Regions from separate parts of the Mus musculus genome. Here all the other regions are linked to region 2. Evidence: chromatin loops called from intact Hi-C (ENCODE). Cell type or tissue: heart. All regions are shown on one strand. Each heading gives the region's core, and the rest is flanking DNA. Links, peaks and the distances in the headings are about the cores only.

Region 1 (5,590 bases), core at 1,213-3,712, 490 kb after region 2:
AACACAGGTGCTGTAGTTTAAAAGTGAAATGTCTCACACAGGCTCATGTGTTTGAATACTTGGTCCCTAGTTGGTGACACCATTTTGGAAATCTATGGAACCTTTAGGAGGTGCAATCCTGCTGGAGGGTACATGTCACTGTCAGGGTGGGTCTTTTGGTTTTATAGCCCCATCCTATTTTCCGTCTATTCTGTGCTTCCTGGTTGCAGAAAAAAAAAACATGGCCAGTCTCCTCACGTTCCTGTAGCCAGCACTTCCTACCCTGTGAACTATACTCACAAGCGATGAGATAAAACAAGCCTCTTTTCCCTAATGTTGCTTCCGGCTACATATTTAGTCACAGCAAACAGAAAAGTATTGAATGCCCTAAAACCTACCACTTCTTGGCTGACTCCTAATATCCAGTAAATCTAATGTAAGGCTGATTTTTCTTGCATTGTAAAACATGCATTATAATAATAACACTCACTGCTTAGCGGGAGAGGATTATCTGTTAGTGTAATTGTTTCCTGCAATGGAAATCTGACTGCCTTGCATGCTAGGTTTAAGGTCTGCATAGCATAACTATGGTTTCTCACAGGGATCCCAAAACTTGGTCTCCCATCTCAGGTAGATTTGTCCCTGCAGTAAGATGTTCCTTCTGGCCTTGGGTCTCACTCCTGTATGTGTCTCAGCCTGAGACCCCTCCCAGATTTTGTCCTGGAATGGGTCCCTATATATTATTTAGTTGACTTGTTTTAAAAGTCCAGGATACTGCTAGTATGCATAGATGTGTGACTATGGCTGTAGATCCCCCTATTTGTGCGATAGTCTTGGAAATACCAGGTTTCCCCAAAATAGTAGAAGTATCACCCTCATTACCCACCTCTCATGCTGGTTTAGAAAGGAGAGTGTCTCCCAGCTATACATCAGGAATTCCTGAAAGGTGGGCTCAGGGGCATAATGAAATGTATGTTCTTAATTAATTAATCACTTACCTCGCTCCTGCTTCCTGTTAGATGGAGGGATGCCGGCCTTTGAGCCCAAGGTGGATCCTCTGAGTTGCCTGCTCTGAAGAAGTAGTAGTTTGCAGGCATCAGTTGGGAAAGAAAACTCTAGTAAGGATCATTTGTCTGCCCCTGCCTTGTTCTAGTGTTCACCTCATCTTTACTGGTTAACTAGAACTCTGTCATCACAGCCCAAAACAAATCCCAGATGACTTCCTCGACAGAATTTAGGCTCTCGGTTCTGGAAGTAGATGCCTTCAGAGGGGTGCAAGAAGTAATCTGCTTTGTGCATGTCTCCTGGATTCAAAGACCTTGTTGGCAAAACTCTGACCTTTGCCTTGACATCTGTTTGGGTGGAAATCTGGGTTTAAGTTTCTTCTCTAGATAAAAACAGCAGCCTCATGGGGTTGGAGGCTCAACCTACTCAGTATGATTAGGTGTAAACTGGGATATCTCATTGATCCTGATGGCAGCATTCAGCCTTACACTTTAACATATGATTTCTTGGGGCAGGGGGCAGGGATACACAGTTCTACAAAACTAACAAGAAAGAGGCCAGTGTTTAGCTTCACCGATATCTTTAAAGGAGTGCTATACCTTTAAGACTAGTGGTTACATGCAAAGCTGCTCAAACCACAGACGACAAATGAAAATGTGATCATATCTGTTAAATCCTAAGCCCCTACCCTCATATATTCTGTGCTCAGCTTAATTCCCCCTCAACCCCTCCAGTCTGATTTCTGTCCCAGACTTTAATTGCTAGGTTTATTTAATCTTTTGATTTCATTCACATGTGTGTGTGCACGTGCATGTGTGCCTGTGCATATGTGAACATGTACCTGTGCATAAGTGTGTGTGTGCATGTCTGTGTGTGTGTGTTTCTTGTGTGAGAGAGTATCATTCTGTACTCCAGACTGACCTGGAACTCATGGCACTTCTCTTGCCTTAGCCTTCTGAGTGCCGGGATTACAGGCATGAGCCACAATACCCAGGCACCAGTTTTAAAACACTCTTCCACTGAAGCCTCTGCAGTCCCAGTTTGGCGCCAGGTGGGTATTCTCATTTAATAAACATGAATTAGACTAAAATGGCTTTCGTGGATGCGATGTTTCATTGTTCAGATCTGATGGAAGTACAGCTGTAAGAACTTGGGGAGCTGCTTGTTTCCTGACTAGTGAATAGCATTTGGAATAATGACACTGTTGTGAGTCTACCTGGGACACGAAGAGCAAATCCCCAGCTTCCCCTCTGCATGCCCACCAGCTGCTCCTTCTTTGCTCTTCTTTTCAAGGGATGTGAGAAATGTTCACTCATTTCCTTTGTCCTGATGCAGGATTCTCAACCCTGGCACTGCTGACACTCTGGTCGGAAGAGCTCTTTGTTGTGGGTGAATGTGAAGCCTGTGCAGTGGAGACACTCCGCAGCATTGCTGCTCTCTGTCCTAGAGACATTAGTATGTTTCCAGGCATTGTCCCCGGCCAGGGATAGGGTTGGGGGGTGGGGGGGGGCAAAGTCACTCCCAGTCAAAAACCACTGTTAAAGTATGCAAAGTCACTTTGTAATTCTGCAATACCATGCGGGTGTGTAGCATTGATGCATGTATTACTTCCAGCAGCTGATTTCTGCAGAGATGGAAAAAAGGGCCGATTGCTTAAATAACTGACTTCAGAGCACAGTGCTCAGCTCCTTAGTCTGATGAGTTTAGATTAAACTGCCCTTGCCACAAGTTTGAAGCATGCTCAGATGGCAGAGGGTGTTTTACCCAAGTCGCCACTAGAGGACGTTTCTGCAGTTAGCAGAGCTGTTTCTGGGTAAAGAACACTGGCTGCAGCTTGTTTGCAGACAGTCCTTGTAAGACAATGCAAGAGCTTGCCTGCTTGCAAGGGAGGACCCCAGATCCATCCTACTGGGTGTTTATTTTATGCCAAACTCTATCCCCAGGGAGGTACTCTGCTCCCGAGGATGGGATGCCCATGTTTAAACAGCATGAAATACAGTGTGGATGCTCCCGCTCCACTTCCGTGGTCACAGGGGCTAAATAATCTCACTCACTCTGCCTGCCAACTGCAGGAGAGACTCAGTTAATGTAATTAAAGGAAGCGAGCGCTTGCCTCCTCCTTCCCAGTCTTATGTCTTGCTCTCTGTGCTCCATCAAGGAACAGCTTTAATGGTCGAGTGAAGGGCTCAGCCCAGTGCACCATGAACTGGAGATAATGTCTGGAGTCAGGTTAACTGAACTCTCCCGCCAGCAGAGTCCATGCCATCTGCCCATTTATTGACAGCCTTGTCAGCAAAAATCTGGAGTCTGAAGGTGGGCAGGCAGCCAGCATGCCTTCCACTGTCTCTCCAGCGTCTCGCTAGCAGATGTTGTGCTTCATGCCTGGAGCTGCTGTTGGCAAATCACTGCATGCTCATGTTATTTATCAGAGGGTGCAGGGAGGGCAGGAAGGGAGATGTGTTTTCCAGGAAGAAATTTGTATTCCCTTCCAGGTTTTCTGTAGATGTTAAAAAGGAGGAGAAGAAGAAGAAGAAAAAAACTACTGCTTGAAACTGACTTTGAAAAATGGGAATTAATCAGCTTATTGTTCAACACTGGAAAAACAAAATGGTTCCAAACCACACAGTTATTTGAGGAGCCAGTGCCCAAGTTCCATGGGTTATGTGGATTTGAACACTTGCATCTGCTCGTTATGATCTGCCTGGCCTTGGAGGGTGCTTTTTAATTGGACAGTCACACAAATACAAAGGAGTGGAGAGTGTTTCTTTTCAATATAGATAATACCACACTCACACTGAGTTCTTATCCCAAATGCCCAAAAAATCAGTCTGACTGTTTACCGAGTGAATAGAGATCTAGGTGCAGTTCTGTGACTAGACAATGCCTGCCTTCCTTTGACAAAGGAAATCTGTCTGGCTAGCTCTTTATAGTTTAAAGGAGGAAACAGGAAAAGAGGGACCTTTTAGAAGTGAAATTCAGCCTCTCTCCTAGTTTTGCATGTATGCCTTACAAGCCACTCTAAGTGAGTCCCTCTTGGAAAGCCTTGCAAAGGCTGCTTCATCCAAGGATGCTCTTGTAAAGCCCCCAGCTAGTGGTTCATTTGAGCTCTGTGTTCATCTAGTTATCCATGACAAAGAATGTCTTCTATCAGGAGATTGAAATGGGGTGGGAAGAAAAATTATTGGCCTCAAAAGACCGGGAGGGCCAGGGAGCCCTAGAGTGAGCACCCATAGTCCCTCACTGGGAGGATGGTGCTCCTTGTTTCTCTGTTGATAACTTATTCCCATGGTCATGAAAAGGGCAAAGTCTCGGCCCAGACATCAGAGAATTCACCAAGGAGAGGACTGAGGTTGTCCATGCAGATCCAGGAAACAGATTGGCACCTCCAAGGCATCAGAAACCCACTGTTAGGGATCCTGAATCTCGCCAGGGAAGGAGAAATGCTGGCAAGCTGCGCTCCACTGAGATGTTTCTCTGCACCACGCTGAGATACATCTCACTGGCTCCTAATGAAATGGTACCAAGCAGAAGGGAGACCATAAAAGCCCGAAGCAAGTGAACGCAAAGCACACCTGGTTGCAAGCCCCCCAAATTAACGTGGAATTGCCTTTCTCCTTGCAGGGAGCCCTACAGCCACAGCCCTGGGAATCACCACTTCTAGCACATGCATCGTGCCTTAGGATTTTAGCATTTCTGCCAGCCTCATTTTCCTACCCAGTGGAAGTCTTCCCACCTGGTCGGTGTCTAGGCTAGGCCATTCATTTTGGCACTCTGTACTAGGTCGGTGGCTTGGTTCTATGCCCATTCAGGCTGTGACATCTGAGAGTAGGCTGGAAACTCCATGTAAATGAAGCTGAGACAGAGGACTGAAAAGTGTGACCAGTTCAGCTGGTCTAGGGTGTTAATGAGAAGTAACAGTATGTGTGTGTGTGTGTGTGGGGGGGGTGTGTTACAAGATGAGTCCCTATGGCAGGTGGTATTATGCTCCTTTGCTTGATAAATGAGATCCTGGGCTCAGGGACAAAAGGGCACAAGAGGACAGTGCCCTGGATTTAAACCCAAACTGAGGCCCATGGGATGCCTGAGAGTGAGACCACGGGAAATGAACAGAAGGTCATGATTAATGAATACACCTGATCCCCCGGGGGCTGTTTGCAAAGAGCTCGCCTGGGTTTCTCTGCCAGGCAAGGCTGCACCTCCCCCATTCATGTCTTTTCATCAATTCAGCTCTCACGTAGCTGTAGCTCCCTCAGCCAAATAGGAGCAGAACTCCAAGAGGACTTACTTGCTGCAGATCCAAGGAAGAGACAAGAGCTGGCCTAGGAACAGGGTCAGGGTTAGCTTTGTCTTCCCTGGCCAGTGTGGGTGCTGGGGAAGAGATTCAGGGAGGGAGGCAAATGCAGCATCCACACCTGTCTTCTCCTTACCTTTCCCTCCAAGGAATTTGAGGACTGTGGTTTCTGCTGCCCACACCAGCCAGAGGCTTCTGCTTATGCGATCACAGGCTATCCCTGGTCATTGGTAGGATGCCCACTTCTGTCTGCAGGCTGCGATGCTCGAGGCAAAGGCCATTTGGAACCTATGCGCATCAGGGAGCAAGGCTCAG
Region 2 (5,590 bases), core at 2,027-4,526:
TTTTGTTGCTGTGTAAAAGACCATGACCAAATGCACCTTGAGGAAGGAAGGGGTAATTTAGCCCATATCCTGACTAGTCAGTACATCCACTAGGGACGCCAAAGCAGAAAGTCAAAGCAGGGCAGGAACCTGGAAGCAGGAGCTGATGCAGAGGCGGTGGACAGGGGTTGCTTATTGCCTTGCGCCCATGCTTGCTCAGCCTGCTGTCTTTCAACAGCTGGGACCACCAGCCCAGGGGTGGCACTGAATGCAGTGCACTGGGCCCTCCCTCCTACATCAGTCATGAATCAGGAAAATACCTGGTAGACATGCCAGATGGGGCGCTTTCTCAATTGAGGTTTCCTCTCCCCAGAGAACTCTAACTTCTCTCAGGCAGACCAGAAACTAACCAAGACATCAGTAATTCATTTCTCCTTAAGATTTACTTTATATCTTTATGTGTATGTGTGTGAGTGCCCTTAAAAGCCAGAAAAGGATATTGGGTTCCCTAGAGCTGGAGTAAACAGGCAGTTGTGAGCTGCCATGGTGGGGGCTGGGCCAAGCTCTAGAAGGGCAGGTAGTGCTGTTAACCATCTAACCATCTTGGTAGCCCCATGAAGTTACTTTTGAATCTGGCTTGTCTCAGCTGGTTGTTGTTTTGGGTCTACACTCCTACATTCATCCTTGCATATGAGTGAGCTTGAAACCCTTTTTGTCTTTTCTAGTTCATATCTGTCTATGTTAAGACATTTTGTTTGGTTTGCAGAACAGACTCAGGATCACATTCTTCTATGAAGCTCAGTATATATAAGAATCTAGAGAGGCCAGGTCTCTGTAAGTGATTACTGCGTGTGCTCTCAGCTTAGTGAGACCCCTTAGACTTTTATATATGCATAAGCACATTATGTGTAGATGTGCATATATACTAGATAATAATTTTTATGAGTGAAGTTATCATTGGTTTGGTAAGATTCAGAGTCTTTACAATATTGAAGCATTTCTAGTGAACACCGGTGTGCAGCTTGAGCCCTGCTTGCGTTGTTCTGGCCTCCTAACTTCATTATTACCAGGACAGTAATTTTAAACAGGCAGCATGGCCCTGGTGTCAGTCTTGGGGAAGAAGCCTTTCCCACTTTATGTAAGACCTTTCTCGTGGCTTCTGGGCCAGCTCTCTGAACCCGAGCCACCCGGCAGCAGCCTAAACTCCCTTCAAGGAGCATCCCTGAGATGTGGTCTCTTCCCTGTCTTACTGCTGGTTATTCCTGAGCCGAGGGCCCCTTATTTTTAACTTCTAGAGAGACCACCTGCTGTGTTAGTGGCATGAATTCATTCTTAAGCACCTGGTGGCCTTTAATGTAGTTGCATTTTTTTCAGACTCTGGCATTTGTGTGAGCCCTTTTCCTGTATTGACAGAGCCTCTCCCTAATCCCTACCTTTCTATAGACTTGAGATTCTACATGGAGAGACTTGGAGGAGGTAGGATATAAACCATCTTTTGTAGGGGGCGAGGGGGATGTATGCACACATGTGGATTGGTGATCCAGTGCACATATACACAGACCAGAGGCTATAGTGTCTCCTGTTCTTTCTTTCTCTCTCCTTATTTATGCCTGACGCTGAGTCTCTCACTGAACCTGGGCTTGGACTGGTAGCCAGCAAGCCTCCTGTCCCCAGCCCACACAGTGCTAGTTACGGGTGCATGTGCCACCATGACCAGCTTTTATGTGGATTCTGAGGTTTTAAACTCAGATCCATAGGTTTGTATATACCTGCTGACATCTCCTCAGTCTTAGATCATTCTTGGCATTTAGTCACTTAAAAAAATATTTTTAAATCCTCTTTTTCAAGTTAAATTCTGAAAACACAAGCATTTGTGACTTACTGTTGGACACCAGTCGTGGGGAAATGAAGGAGATGGGAGAGATGACCCTCATCCCAACAGATGTCCGGGGCTCTGAGTGGGTGGACGGACACAGGGCTCTCCATGCACACGGGTAGGCGTCTTGCTATGGGAAGCCACGGAGCAGTCTGGGGTCCCTGGGCCTTGTGGAGCCCAGGGACAACAGGTTCTAGCTCTTGGGCATTGCAGGAGGTCACTGGACGCTGCTGAAAAGCTAAGAACAGGTGGGAGCCCAGAGCCTCAGTCTGCCCTGGGGCTGAAAGGAAAAGGGGTAGGGGGAGAAGGCAAGAGTCTGGTTAGCTCAGGCTGCTAGTTCTGTGGGCGGCTTCAGTAGAAAAGCAGAGAGAGAGAGAGAGAGAGAGAGAGAGAGAGAGAGAAGAGTAAAGAGGCAGAGAGTGGCCATGGCCACGTGGAGAGAGGGGAGAAGCGGGGAGGAGAAGGAGGGCAAGAGGTGAGAGAAAAGAAACAAGAGAAGCAGTAGAGGGAGGAGGGGCCTTTTATAGTGGGCTAGGCTACTTTGCTGTTGCAGAGTAACTGTGGGAAGGAGCATACCTGGCTCTTGTCAGGTAACTGTGAGGGTAGAGCCTGGACAGCCTATGTCAGGAGCCTTTGCCTGGGAGCATGGCAAATGGGCTTCCATCCCTCAAAGATTAATCTGTTGGGTCTCCGGAGTTTGAACCTAGCCCAAAAAACAGGCTGCCTTTCACGGTCCCACAACTTTTCTAACCTAGTCATCTGCTCACATACATTCATGTTATGCTCACCATACTGTGTGGGTCTACACTGCTCCCTAGAGTGGATTCTTCACTCTGTGTGTTTAGTCTTCCAAATTATTTGTAGGTCCCACCTCAGCAGCTGATAGAGGAACTGCTAAGAGAAACACTGCAGCTTATCCCAGCTGGGGGCCTTCAGCAGGCTAACTGTGAGGGGAAGGGGTCTTGATTCAGAACAGCTGTACTTTGAACTCTGCCTGAATTAGTCGGGGTTCTCTCGAAGCCTCCCACCTTTTCCTGCGCTCCTAGATGGGCTGTCCTATTATTTGGTTGCTCTGTGGTTTTAGTACCTTCTGTGCAGTGTACCCTGTATGCGTGGACTCTTTCAGGTCAGTGTCACACAGACAGACATTTGACAGACAAGAACGGCTGTATCTGGAGCTTTAAGAAGGCAGTCCTTACCCTGATTAGGTACATAAAAACTAGTCGTTTGTGGCTCAGCCTCCAGAGAAATCCAAAACAGCTGTCCCAGTCAGAATTCCTGATTCTTCTCCAAAACCCCCCCAGCAGTGGTCGCATTACAGTGGCTCTGACTAGGACCAAAAAAAAAAAAAAAAAAAAAAAAAGGTCTATGCTTCCAGACCTGGCTGGTAAGGTGCAGCTGCACCAAAAAGAACACAAGGGGGCAGCCTTCTCCAAATTTTCATCAAACCAGAAAAGAACAAAGAACTTGGTTGGCAGGAGTATGTACTATGCAGGTACTCACCAGAGGAAACGTGGTCCCTGTTTGCAAGTGTGCTGTGCTATGATGAATGGCATCGAGTGCTGATAGAGTCGGGTTTTACCAGACACTCCAGAATTCCTCAGTGTCATTTCTATAAACAGTTCCCTCACCTAACCCACAGCCGTACATGGAAAACAAACATTTTATTACTAGAGGCATGGATGACAGTCAAAAAATAAAATTAAATCTTTAAAAGAGGGGGAAAAAAACAACTGTGTCATTTAGAAAAGCTGAGACTAGAGTAGCTTGCTGTCTCAATCTGAAGAATGATTTCAAAGCAGCCACTTAAATCTCTTTGGTGCCATCCCTCCGCCCCTCTCTTGAAGGAATGGTTTTAGTGGTCTGTTCTCTTTCCCTTTGGTTTCCTCTTCATTGAGGGAAATGAATTATGACTCCCTCAGTTGTTTCTGGTAGGAAAGGGCTTTGTAAAACTGTGTGCTGCTCAGGGGGTAGAATGTAACACATTGCTAATTCCCGGTCTCCTGTGCAATTGGGAGCACAGTGTCGCTGGGTTTGTTTTATGCTTTCCAGATGACTGTCTGTTAGTGTGCAGGAGGCCAGCACATAATTGCACTGGTGACCGCATTTCAGAGGATTTGGGTCTGTTGATTCAAGTGCAGAGATGAAGTCAAAGTTGTTCTCCTCCACTGCTGCATCTAAATCCACTTCATTCTTTGCCTCTGTAATGGCTGGAAGAAATCAGATATGCCTTGAAAATCAAAAGTAAACGCTGCTCCCTAGGGCTAGGCCAGGGTGGAAACAGGAACGGCTCCTTTTAGGTCTCCACAGCGGCAACAATTCTAGTTGGTTTATCGCATGATTGTTTCTTATTTTAAAGCCACAAGCCTTGAATTTTTCAAAAATAACTACTAACTTTTCACTAGTGATTTATGTAGTTTCTTATTTACATGTCCTTTGTTAACTGATATTCCGATTGTACTTCAGCCCTATCTCTGACCACATCTCTCCAGCATTTATTTAGCATTCTGTTTTGGGTGTACAGTGAACAACTTTTGTTTCATTTCATTAAGCGTCACAATAAACTTCACTGATGATGCATTAATTATTTGTAAAGAAGAAATGGACAAAAAGGTTTGCTTTCCCCACAAACTTCACTATTATGTCCATCCTTTATCAGCCACCTCCAGGAAAGCAGTGCTGAAGCTCATGTGGGTAGTGAGGCTGGGTGTGTGTTTGTATGTACTGCTTGCATGTATGTTTTACATACACTGAACACATGCATGTACACATGCACAAGTACACATACACAATTTGACTAGGCACAAGGTATCCCAATACTGTTCCCAGCCTTAAACATCTTTGTTTGCAAGTAGTGTAACTTGGACTTCCTCAGTCCTTTCAAAAATTACTCTTTAGAGAAACTGTGTTTTCTAGCTTTGAGTTCTGTATTTTAAAGCCACATTTGTGTATATTTTTGATGCATCTCCAGGTTTGTTTTGGGGTGACAGACTGGAAATACAACCTTTACTCTAAACAGGAGTATAACTGGCATGAAGTATGTTAACTTTACTCCATAATATAAAAGTGTCTTTTAATGCAAACAAGCAGCCAAGCATGGTGGCTCACACCTGTCGTCCCAGCATACAGGAGGCTCAGGCATGAGAACTGCCGCATGTTTGAGGCCAGCCTGGTCTGTATAGTGAGCTGTAGGCCATCCAAGCCAATGCCATGGAATCTTATATATATATAAAAAAAAATCCAAAAGGTAGAAAGTGATTGTAGCAAATTCAGAAGTAATGTGAAGCTGCAGATGTGGAATTCTAAATTATGTAAAAATTATTCTAAGACCCACAGAATCATTGCCAAATTAAAATTTTGACATGTAGCAGATCTGTATAACTGTTCTTTGCATGTATGTGATAATTTTGTGTATCTTGGTTTCCATTTTCTTCAGTGTGCTGTGTTAATTTTTAGATTCTGAAATCAGGGTGTGGGAATTTGCAGAGGAAGCGGAGCATTTGAACCCCCTTCCCCAGCCCTTGATTTTAAAAAGATCAACATGTCCCCTTACCCACTGAGCCATCTTCCTCTTACTTAGTTTTGACGACTCAAGCCCATTTTGTCTTAGTTTTTAGAAGGCATTTTCAATTTTTATTTGTATTCATAGTTATTTTTCTTTTGTATTTCAAACCATCCTTTAAATATAAGCCCATATTAAAATGTTGTCCTTCATGTTTCAATTTAAAATGTCGA
Region 3 (5,590 bases), core at 1,213-3,712, 770 kb after region 2:
TATTCTCATTCACACATACATGTAGACAACTTTTATTGCCATTCACAAGTTGCCTGGTGCAGTGAACATCACTTTTTTTTTTGTACAACATGAGTGAAACTTCTGGCTACATGATGATTCTTGCTGTCATATTACATGGTTCCCACAGATGACTAGTTGAATTCCTTTCTGAAATACACAGACTGTTTTTAATTGTATGAATGCATGAGTGTCTGAGTTTGTGTGTGTGGGTGTGTGGTGTATGTATATAGTATACAGATACAGATATACATACATGTGTGTGCATATTCATGTGGAGAGCAGAGGTTGACACTGGTGTCTTCCTCTGTCATTTTTCATCTTATCTTTGGAGGCAGGGACTCTTACTAAACCAAGAGATCAACAATTGACTAGACTGGCTAGCCAGATAGCTCTGGGGATCCTGGGTACCTGCTCCTACCCTCCTCAGCACTAGTGTTACACACGTGCTTGACCACACCCACCTAATATATGGATGCTGAACTCAGGCTCTCATGTTTTTACCACAGACACTCTGCTGACTCAGCCATCTCACTAGTTGCACATATTTCTAGTTTTTAACAAGTGTCAACAATTCTGTGATGGCCTGTGCAGACTTTTCCCAAGGAAAGTCATTGAAGTGGGGAAGTGTGATCACAGATGTAGATATCTTGCAATAAGTTGCATAGTGCTGATTTGCCTGGGGAAAAAAGCTAGGGCATGCAGATTATTTACATATACATAAATGCTACAGAAGAATGCCCACCAGTCATGGTATTTCTAACACTGGAACCCCACGGCAACAATGAGCTGAGTGAAGCCTGAGGGTTGTCCCCACACTGCTGGCATGGGTTGGGAATGTCTTTCTATCCCTCATTGCCACCCTGTTTCTGCCTTTGTCCAAATATACACTGCTTGTCCTGCCCCCATCTGTGGAGTTCATCTGAGCCTATCACCTCTCATTGTCTTGCATTCGGTTTGTCAAAATTATCTCCCCACTTCCGGGCCACTCAGGTCAAAGAGAGTCGTGGGATGTCACCTCAGTCATCAATTGTACCTTCTTACAGCCCTTGGTTTATTCTCCCTAAGTCCCCAAATTCTCTGTTGTTGTTTAACAATATATCTGCCTTGCATATGCTCAGCTTCTGTACCTAAGGATTCAACCAATCACAAATTGGAAATACTTGGAACATATACATGCAATCAAACTTGTTAACAAAGACGTGTTTGTCATCAGCCCCTAAATAATACAGCACAACTGTTTGCATGGAACCTAAGCTGCATTGTGTATTATAGGTCATCTGGAGATGATTGGAAGTATGTGGGGGATTTACATAAGTTCCCTATAAATTCTCTTCCATTTAACAAAGGGACTCAGGTATGCACAAACTTTGGTGTGTACAGAAGTTGTTTAACCAATCTTCCATAAATCAAGAAGTGACTATGTTTCTGTTCTGGATTTCTAATCTTCCTTAAATACCCTGAGGACAGAAACCTGTTTCCTGGGTGTGCACACACCATACCAACTTGTCCTGATGTTGGGGGTACAATATATATTCAATGTCCTTGTCCACAAGGACTCTACAGCCTTCAGCAGCCCTACCAAGGGTGTTCTACAGTCTCAGAATTTGGGAGTTATTATTGGTTGGAGAACATAAAATTCTGGGTGGAGGCAAGCATAGTGAATGTGATCTCAAAGCTATTTGGATTTCCCATTAACCATGAGTACTTCACATCTTCACAGACTCAAGACCCTGGAAATGGGCTGAACTTGATCTTTGGTGTGCCCAGGGAACTAGAACTCTCCCTGGCAATAGTGACCTATGGTGGTTTCTTATGGTTAAACTGCTTACATTCAGCATCTAGGAGTCCTCTATCAATGAGAGCAATCACCAAGCTCAAAGGGTAAAGTGATTCAGACATCTTTGTCCACAGAAAGGAAAAAAAAATAATAATTGTAGGTGACAAAGAAGAAATCACTTTATTTTGCCTTGGAGACATTAAACTGTAGTCAAAGAGCTTTGTTATTTCCCAGTCCACAGTGGCATGAGACCTCTGGAGAAGCCTCGAATGGCATCAGCAATGCCCCTGGACCTGGATCTTGAGACTTAGTGAGCTATGGGTTGGTGGAGACAGCCTGGCATGTTGTGCTGGGATAGGGGCTGATAATGCCTATTGTCCTCTAGCAGGGATGAAGAGAGACCAGAGGTAACAATACACACTGATTTCTGCACACTGGCAGTGACACTGGACTATGTAAATACTGTCCCCTAGTGGGGGGTTATGACAACTCACCCCCAAACCTCAGGCCTCTCAACTTCACAGATTGGAGGGGCTTGTCTAACCTTTCCCTTGTGACACAATTGTGGAAACTGAGGCCAGGTAGAAAAGGTGACTGTCCCAAAGGGTTACACTGCATGATATATTTAGGGGCCAAGCAGAAATCTTAGGTTCTGTCTGGTCATATGTGGCCTCTCTGGTCATAATTATTGAATAGGGTTCTGGGGAAACTACATTTGCTGAGAGCAAAACACTAGAAAAGGCCCAGAGCTAACCCATTAGCATGGTTTTCATTTTCATTGTCTTATTTCTTTAAATTGAAAATAGATTTTTTTCACACAATATATTCTGATATTTAAATGTTTTATTTTTGATAAACATTTTGAGAAAACCTGTTAGTAGATCATTGATTTGTTCTTTATTTGCAGTTCATGTTTAAATATTTCCCAGTTCTACAGAAGTCATGAGCAACTTTTTAAAAATATATATACATGTATGTATGTCTTAAAATATTTTGTTTATAAAAATGTCCTTTTAAAATTAATTTGTTTAGTGTGTGTGTGTGTGCGCGCGCGCGCGTGTGCGTGTGCATATGTGTGTGACATGAGCTCAGGTGTGGAGGTCAGGGGATAACTTACAGCAATCAGTTCTCTCCCTACACTATGAGGGTCCTAGGGACCAAAGGCAAGTCCTCGGGCTTGGCAGCAAGCTCCTTCACCCACCGAGTCAGTCATCTCAGTGTCCCACGAACAAGCGTTCTTTAGATTCTGTCATCTTACGTAATTCCTTTTGTCTTTTTCATTTGTACGTTCTTACATCTAAGAGCTATCAATTGGAAGGTCTTCTTTCTTCTTGTCTTCTTCAGATGGAAACTGTGGGTACCTATTGGGCTGTGGTCCCTTAAGCAGCTCTTGCTTGGCTGCTGCGGCGGCCATGATGGTGCCTGAAAACCGCAAAGCCTTCCGGAAGAGCATCCTCAATTAGCTCCTGCTCCTCTTCCTCTTCTGAGGTGCAACTCCCTCAGCTCCTCCGGCATGGGGGGAGTGGCAATTCTCTCCTGGCATTTCTCTTTGGGACCCAAATCAAACTGGGTCTCAGAATCTCCTGATTTTTGTCATTAGAAAGGACTGAATAAATTTAGGAAACTGGAAGGTTGAGATTCAGTGAACTTAGAATTAGTAGACCTGCAAGTAGTGTCCTCCTTGCTTTCCCTAGGAGGCAAGGCTAGTGATCTGTTCTGGTTAGGGTCACTATTGCTATGATGAAACACAGTGACCAAAAGCAGCTTGGAGAGAAGCAGCTTTGTTTGATTTATTTGGCTTACATGTCCACATCTTAGTCCATCTCTTAAGGAAGTCAGGACAGGAAGTCAAACAGGGCGGGACCCTAGAGATGGGAATTGATCCAGAGGCCATTGAGGAGTGCTAGTTATTGGCTTGCTCACCCTACTTTCTTATAGAACCTAGGACCACAGTGTAAGGATGGCACCATCCACCATGGTCTGAGATAATCACTAAGAAAATGCCTTACAGCCAGATCTTACAGAGGCATTTTTGCATTCTATGTTCTCTTCTTTCAGATGCCTCTAAATCGCATCAAGTTGACATAATCTTAGCCACCAAATGGTCATAATAGCAATTGCTGTCTTTGATGTACTATTTCTAACCCTGTGCTTGATTACTGTAGGACTGTTTCCAGCCCACAGTCACACCTAACAACCCCGGCTCCCTTTCATCTTTTTACTGTGATAGAATCAAGGCTATCTCAAGTCTCACCACTTACCTCTGAGGTCGTGGCATTCACCCTGACTTTACAAGGCACAAAATTACTGCTCAGATATGTGAGAGAGAGACAGCCAGGCCACATCGTTAACACATGGAAGCCTAGAGATTCCAGCCAGGCCTATCTGACCTCACTTCCTCTGCCCTGTGCCTCCTGATGACACAGGACATTGGGGAAATCTCTGAGAGAGTCTTATGGCTTTGATATGGCTTGATTATATCTCCCCAAGGCCTCATGTGCTGGAATCTAATCCCCAATGTAAAGTGTTAAGAGGGTGAAAATTTATCTAACTAAGGCGCTTAGAAAGGAGGCCTTTAGGAAGGAATTACAATTAAGTGAGGTCATTAGGGTGGAGCCTCATGATCAAAAACTAGTAGCTTTATAAGATGGAGAGAAAGAGGATAGGGATGCTATGCTTTCTTTCTTGTCACGAAACATACTGTGCTTGCCTCTAGCCAAAAAAAAAAAAAAAAAAAGGTCCTTGCTTTTCATAACTACTATGAGCTAAATAAATAAATGTTCTCCTTTATGAAGCGATGCAGGGTTATAATTATACATAATGAACTAACACAAAGAGAGAGTCATTCTTTTCCTTCTCTAGACTGAGAAATGGGTGTTCGGAGAAGCTGGGGAATTCAACGCCAGAGGGTCTCAATCCAGCCTGTCAGCTGCCGCCATCTCTTTGTTTATTCTGTATGTATTTGGTCTCAGAAAAGTCTTTTAGAGAGGAAGCTGCCTCCTCAGGCCTCCTTAGGACTTGCTCTGTGTCACTTCAAAGCTGGCAAGGCTTCTGACTAGGACAGTGGAGCAAGGTGGGTTCTGTGGTCTCTATACACTCCATGTGAAATGGAGTCGACAGCCTATTACTACCATTTTAATTTTTATTCCCAGGGTCTAATTAGGGTTTTTGTTTTATTTTGTAGTCTATTTTGTTTGACTTAATATAATTTCCTCAGTTTGGCTTTATTTAGCATTTACTTGCAAGTTTGTTTTCCGTCCTTGAATTTCAACCTTTCAAAACCTACTATGTCTTAGATGTCTCTTTTATAGACTGGAACTTTGTTGTTGTCGTTTATTTTGTTTTGCTTTTACTAAAGTAACCAAGATTCATTATGTCCCTCGTGGATTTAGTCCATTTATTTATTCATTAACCAATCTCTGCATTTCGGCTGTTTACTTTGTCTTGCGGTTGCATTAATATTATTCCATTCTGAGGAACCGCCAGACGGATTTCCAGAGTGGTTGTACAAGCCTGCAATCCCACCAACAATGGAGGAGTGTTCCTCTTTCTCCACATCCTCGCCAGCATCTGCTGTCACCTGAATTTTTGATCTTAGACATTCTGACTGGTGTGAGGTGGAATTTCAGGGTTGTTTTGATTTGCATTTCCCTGATGATTAAGGATGTTGAACATTTTTTCAGGTGCTTCTCTGCCATTCGGTATTCCTCAGGTGAGAATTCTTTGTTCAGTTCTGAGCCCCATTTTTTAAGGGGGTTATTTGATTTTCTGAAGTCCACCTTCTTGAGTTCT

Evidence for each region. A loop is a pair of places that touch in the nucleus more often than their neighbours do. Peaks named below come from ENCODE experiments on the same cell type or tissue, not always from the same donor. Only the 100,000 strongest peaks of a DNase experiment are listed, where the experiment ranks them.
Region 1: a loop joins it to region 2, with 2.1 times the contacts of the local background. A loop is called at or near these places in 4 of 42 quality-filtered maps.
Region 3: it touches region 2 in a loop (6-fold over the local background); 12 of 42 quality-filtered maps call a loop at or near these places.

What each region holds. Positions count from the first base shown.
Region 1 is chr7:83,199,086-83,204,675 of GRCm38, forward strand. No RefSeq gene overlaps it. Among named protein-coding and RNA genes, the nearest start is that of A530021J07Rik, 53 kb to the left of the region's middle. In heart, for the core only: a CTCF peak has its summit at 2,764; no DNase peak of the experiment used is centred there; H3K4me3 peaks cover 782 bases; H3K27ac peaks cover 941 bases.
Region 2 is chr7:82,712,555-82,718,144 of GRCm38, forward strand. All of the region lies in intron 15 of Efl1 (elongation factor like GTPase 1), which reads left to right. Among named protein-coding and RNA genes, the nearest start is that of 4933406J10Rik, 40 kb to the right of the region's middle. RefSeq lists an enhancer at 1,314-4,538. In heart, for the core only: a CTCF peak has its summit at 3,283 (motif pointing right); no DNase peak of the experiment used is centred there; H3K27ac peaks cover 1,113 bases.
Region 3 is chr7:83,487,755-83,493,344 of GRCm38, forward strand. No RefSeq gene overlaps it. Among named protein-coding and RNA genes, the nearest start is that of Gm10610, 60 kb to the right of the region's middle. In heart, for the core only: a CTCF peak has its summit at 2,270 (motif pointing left); no DNase peak of the experiment used is centred there.